2 separate regions of the Homo sapiens genome follow, and region 1 is linked to region 2. A link is a loop called in an ENCODE intact Hi-C map of the cell type or tissue named here. Cell type or tissue: A673. All regions are shown on one strand. Each heading gives the region's core, and the rest is flanking DNA. Links, peaks and the distances in the headings are about the cores only.

Region 1 (2,921 bases), core at 281-2,780, 68 kb before region 2:
TTAGTCAAATGGATTTTCTACATCCATACAATGCAATTCTCCACAGGCAAAAATTATGACATGGAATGATTGTTTTCCAAATGTCCTCTACAAGATCCAAAGTTTCCTCAGAAACCTGCAGAGACAGAGTGGTGTAAGTATGTACACTGAGCTACCAATATCATAATCCTGATTTCATCAGAGCATTTTTATTTTGACCTATTTTTATCTATTTGGCTTCCAAATAATATTTCCCTTAAAAGAAGAGTTCCAGGCAATGCCTATAGGCATGTCCATTGGCTTGTAGGTGGCTATTATCTACCTTTCACCCCACATGGGTAGCACTGGAAGAGTAATAGGGTAGAAAATTTCTAGGTTTGATGAAGAGCAGAAAAAGGTCTGAGAATGATTTGGCAGACTGGTGACTCAGAGTTCACGTAAACTGATTCACATGGATTAAGAGGCCAAGTACAGTGAGGAAAAGTCCCTGGACCAGGAGAAGGGAGAACTGGGTTCCTAGCCCCACTGTCCCAGCAGCAGGTAGTATGCATGAGAAGGTCCCCTCCCTCTGTGCTTAAGGACAAAGCTGTCATCCGCATGACCTCTCAAGCCTGCAAGGACACAACCATGTTCTTTAGTACTATGGAAGCCCTTATGTGATGTCAGAAAGAAATTTCCAAGGATATCTACAATCATGCAGTCTGCATATCCATTCCTCACTTCAACTTCCCTTATATATTTCCAACTCCTTTTGTGAACATGAGCCAGACAGACACATAGAAATGGACTATGACTAATACAATTTTAGCTCATCATCTCAACAATCCTAGGAAATAGATTTCATCATAACTGTCATTTTATAGAGGAGGAAACTGAAGCTCAGAGGGGGTAAGCAATTTGTCTAAGGTCACACAGCTAGTAAATGTCAAAACCAGGCTTTGAAGACCTGATGAGCTTTTGGTCTTAATGAATATGTACTATAGACCAAAAGATAGAGACATCTTTTCAGGCTTCGAATTTAACAAATTTGAGGATTTAAATAGCTATAGGTATAGATTATATTGAGGGAGGAGAGGGAATAGACAGCTTGTAACAATTTCCAGGGGGTGGTAGAGCTGGGAGAGGTAGTAGACTATGGAATCAAGCCTGCTCATTCCTCATAGATCCAAAGCTCAGAGAGAGGATGTGACTTAACCAAGGTCATGCAATTCTTTGGCATTCATTTCCCAACTAAAACCCAAGATTTTAAAGTCAAGATTAACTGCCCTTAACTCTATAGTTGATAACTTTACCATATTCCCTGAGATGTACTTGTTGTACTTCTTGAGGTCTTGAAGAAGGTTTTTTTTTATTTTTTAAAAAAATGCCTCTGGTGTTCTGCTCAGCCTAATGAACTCATCCAATTTACCAGACATACAAAAGTGAAACGAATCTGACGCACAATCAGTTAATCCTTTATCTTCCTTGGCGGCAGCCTCGGAAACAGCGGGAGGACAGTCCCCCAGCCTGCAGTGGTGTTACGGATCACAACGGAAGCATATTGTCATCAGATTAATTTTCCAACCCTCCTACCCTAACCACAAAATCCTGAGAGAACGAGTGTCAAATACACTTAATAATTGCATAATTATGACATCTGTTACTCTCCAGCACCTCTTAGTGGAAAATTAACTGAAGAAATAGCAGGTTCAAAGATGTGTTAACACTCTGATAGCAGATTTAATTGAAATATGACGGGGGAGGATAATGGAGATTAAATTAAGCTCTCAGATAATCATCTGACACAAAGATAATTGAGCCAGCCTCTGCCACGTTGATGAACGCTTCAGAGAGGCTGTGCGGGTGGCATTTCGAGTATCTTATCCTTCAGGCAAAATGGAATTCTCCTCCCCCCTCCTTCTTCTCCCTCTCTTGTCATTCAACATTTGTATCCTCCAAATCGATAATGTGAACAGCAGCATAATTGGAAATAAAAGATGATCTGAAATCCACAGGAAATTAGGTTGAGGCGCGTGGAGGAAATACAGTCTCATCCTGGACACAAGGTAGATTTTTATGAGATGTGCCCCTACTCTGCAGTTTCTCCAGGAGTGTTTTCCCAGTGTCTCTGTCCTCAATGGAAAGAAATGGCCGTATGTGAGACCGGAAGGTGGTCCATAAACATGAGAATGGAGGAGTCAATAGGAGGCTTCCTCTGCATTCCCTTACAACAATCACTTTGAGCTCTTTCTCCTCTCCGCAGGAGCATTATCTTGCTTTATAGGGCAAGTCCAGGAAGCAGTGTGTGACAAAGAATGAGTACCCAGTGCTGGAGGGCATGGAGCAATCCATCGGCAGCTCCCGGTGGTGATGAGTGAGTGTCCTGCGGCAGAGGGTGGGGTGGCATAGCAAGAACAGTTGAAGGCAGGAAGTGGGAAAGCATTCTGGTTACTGTCATGCCAAGGGTCAGCGGCCAACAGTCCGGGAGAGTCTCCTTGCATCTGTCTTCCTCTAACAAGGTAATGCCTCCCTGTCAAAGGGTCGTGAGTGGCAAACCAGTGTAGAGAATAAGGTGGTGTCCTGAAAGGCAGTCTTCAGTCTGCTCCCACTCCACCAGCACTCCAACTACTCAGAGTTTCAGGTTCAGGATTTTATATGAATGGGGTTGATCTGCTTCGCTTAGGTGGAGTCAAAGGAATGTGGTCGCATCTCCTTGAAGCAACTCCATCCCATTTCCCACTTACTCTTCTCTTCCCTGGCATCACCCCGCCCATGAACACCATAAGAATTTCCTAGTCCTGGCTGGGCGCGGTGGCTCACGCCTGTAATCCCAGCACTTTGGGAGGCCGAGGCGGGCGGATCACGAGGTCAGGAGATCGAGACCATGCTGGCTAACACGGTGAAACGCCGTCTCTACTAAAAATACAAAAAATTAGCCGGGCGAGATGGCGGGCGCCTGTAGT
Region 2 (2,921 bases), core at 151-2,650:
TCTATAAAAATAAATTCAGCAGAAAATGCTTTTCAAGTAAGAAAAAATGCTTCATTCCAACTCCAGGAGGGTTAAAAATGCTTCAGGCAAACAAGCTAAATGACAATAAAATATATTTACTGCTATAGTCGCTGGCTTACCAGGGACTATATAATCTAGGGACCAGCAGCATCAGCATCACCTGGGAACTTGCTAGAAATGCAGAATCTGAAGCCTCATCCTAGACTTGCTTAATCAGAACCTACACTTTTAACAAGGTCCCTGGTGACTGATATCCGTGCTAAAGTTTGAGCAATGCCGGCTTGAACGCGCTCGTGCACAGAGCCTAGATGGCATACTTTCTTCCTCTATACCCCAGAGCAGACATGCAGAATAATTTTCTGTTATGAAAGCAGAGCATGGGTCGTTTTTTGGAGAAGAGGGAGGTAGTATCCTGCTCCAACAGGGCCCTGTTTGAGTTGACTCAAGGGAGCCACAAAATGTCTTCTGAAGTCCACAGGTCCATGGGTAGCATAATAAACGTGTCTTATGCAGGGACGGAACTAGGTTGAGGCCAGTAAGATACTTGCCCAAGGTGCAAATTTTACAGAGGTACCAAAATACCTAGTAATCAAGATCAATAATACTTTAATGCAATAATTTTTTAAATTAAAATTAATGCAAAGAAACTCAATATACAAAATATCATAATTTTCCAACTCGCCTCATCCTAGTTCCAGCTCACATTCTGTTCATGCCAATTTAAATATTTCTGTAATCCATTGTCTCCTGCTATTCATACTTGTCCCTCAAAAGCCACTGAACAAGAAGTATGATTTCAAACCTATAAAAATAAACTTAACAAAAAATGCTTTTCAAGTTGGAAAAAATGCTTTGTGCCAACTCTAGGAGGGTTCAAGATGCTTCAGCCAAACAAGCTAAAAGACAATAAAATGTATTTACCACTATAGTCTCTGATTTTGCAGGGAACCAACCCGTCTCCATCTTTTGTCCCTATTGTCTGCTTAAGGGACAGATAGTAGGGACATTATCTAAATGCCAAACCAAGAGTCGGAGTTACCATTAAGGAATGCAACACGCCTTTACTGTGATTGATATTCCAGTGACTTTGGGGGAGGAGAGAGGTTTGAAATGGGGCTTTGGCAAGCCAGCTGAGATGAAAATAGCTGGGAAGCTGCCTCTGTGTGTCTCTTTCACACATAGACTTCCGTTTCAGGGCCAGAACCTGGAAGTGCCCTGGGGTACAGGAAAGAAGAAACTCAGTTGAGAATGAATGAATCACCATTAGGCGTGTTTCAGTTCCTGTCTGGGGAGTACCAGCTGCAGATACCAAGAAAATACTAACTTTTCTTGCCAACTCTGTGCAGGCTGGAACAGAGAAGGAAGAGCTGACAAAGTGTGCACTTAACCACAGCTCTGGGGAGGCAATGCCTTGATATCCCCACGGTATTTATGTCTGCATCATTTATGCAGAACACTTCTAGGTTCTTCTGTTGTTAATTGGCTTCATGAGGGAGCAAATGAAGTCATCAGATGAAACAGATGAGCTTTGGAGCAAAATAGATGCAGTATCAGAGTCTATCTCAACCATTCACCTGAGTGTCTGCACTATCCCAGGCATCAATTTCTTCATCCTTGTGGGACTGGTATGAGATCATGCCTATGAAATGCTTTAATCTGTGACCTAGCAGGGAACTTGAAACCCAAGAGGCAAAAAACCATCCTTCTCAACCAACCTATAAGATTTCCGACTGACAGGAGCCCTCTATTTTATTCCCAGTACTTACCAGTAACTGACATTTGCATAGTGCGTTTAAAGTTTCAAAGCACTTTCCCTTAAAATCATTATACTGTGTCATTCCAACATTCCAATAAGTTAGGCAGGGCAATAATTATTATTACTGTTTTTAAATATGAAAACATAGCAACTATTAGAAACAGGTCTCTGGCTGAGTCCAACTAATGCTTCAAATCTTTTGACCTCTATGTTTTGCAAATATTTAAACAACAAATATTTGTTGAATATAAGACTTCAGGGACCCAAATGAAAAGTTCAAAATACTGATGACCTCATTCTAGACCCCAAAACTTCATTTTGTTGCATTTTTTCTTCTGATGACAGGTTATTAAGGTGCTCAAGGTGACAGGACATGTCTTTATAGATCTTGAAATCTCACCGAGCATCAAGAAGTGTGCTAACATAGAAGGAACCAGGGTTTGTCTTCTGGCTGATTGTGTAAAAATGATAATTGATCTATGGCTATTAGATGTTTGCATGCATTAGACGTTTGCTCATGTTTTCATGAATAAAATGAAATGGAGAATGGGCTTATTTTCATGTCAGTTGTAATCTTGTGTTAACACCCAACCCAGTACACATGGCTTTCTATAGCCACGACCACTGTAGTCCCTTTGGGATGCATCTGTCCTGAGTTGGCCAGGACCACCTCCCTTCTGCCTGGGCAGTTGGAGCTTTGGGAGTTCATCTTTCACAAACACTTTAGAAATTCTGAAGCCATTCTATGGGTCAGTGCTGAATTTAAGGAGCTACGTATCAACTTGAATCAGACTGATTACAACTCCTCTGAACCTAATTGGCAAAACCTAACTGCATTCATGTTTTATTAAAAGCAACTTTCATTACACAGGCGGTGCTGTCAGAAAAATAAATTACATCTGCAAGTACTTAGGTATAAAATTTTGCAGATAACTTCCAGTTGTCGGTAATTTTATATTAGAAACTGTTTTTCCAATACATGCTAAAACTTTGTTCATCAGTATTAAACACACTTTACCTACCACTCTTAGAATATTTATGGGACTTGTAATATAACCTTTTTTTTTCTTCTTTAGAGATTTAGTAAACTGTTTGCTGCCAACTTTAATTTTGGCAGCCTCCCTAGGCCCTTTGGAAACTATAG

Evidence for each region. Peaks named below come from ENCODE experiments on the same cell type or tissue, not always from the same donor. Only the 100,000 strongest peaks of a DNase experiment are listed, where the experiment ranks them.
Region 1: it touches region 2 in a loop (2.3-fold over the local background); 2 of 110 quality-filtered maps call a loop at or near these places.

Annotation. Positions count from the first base shown.
Region 1 is chr16:51,636,446-51,639,366 of GRCh38, reverse strand. No RefSeq gene overlaps it. Among named protein-coding and RNA genes, the nearest start is that of HNRNPA1L3, 7.9 kb to the left of the region's middle. RefSeq lists enhancers at 1,239-2,097, 1,554-2,143, 2,144-2,733 and a silencer at 2,135-2,429. In A673, for the core only: a CTCF peak has its summit at 1,653; DNase peaks (open chromatin) are centred at 806, 1,496 and 2,196; H3K4me3 peaks cover 630 bases; H3K27ac peaks cover 2,030 bases.
Region 2 is chr16:51,568,094-51,571,014 of GRCh38, reverse strand. No RefSeq gene overlaps it. Among named protein-coding and RNA genes, the nearest start is that of HNRNPA1L3, 76 kb to the left of the region's middle. In A673, for the core only: no CTCF peak of the experiment used is centred there; a DNase peak (open chromatin) is centred at 1,234; H3K27ac peaks cover 1,769 bases.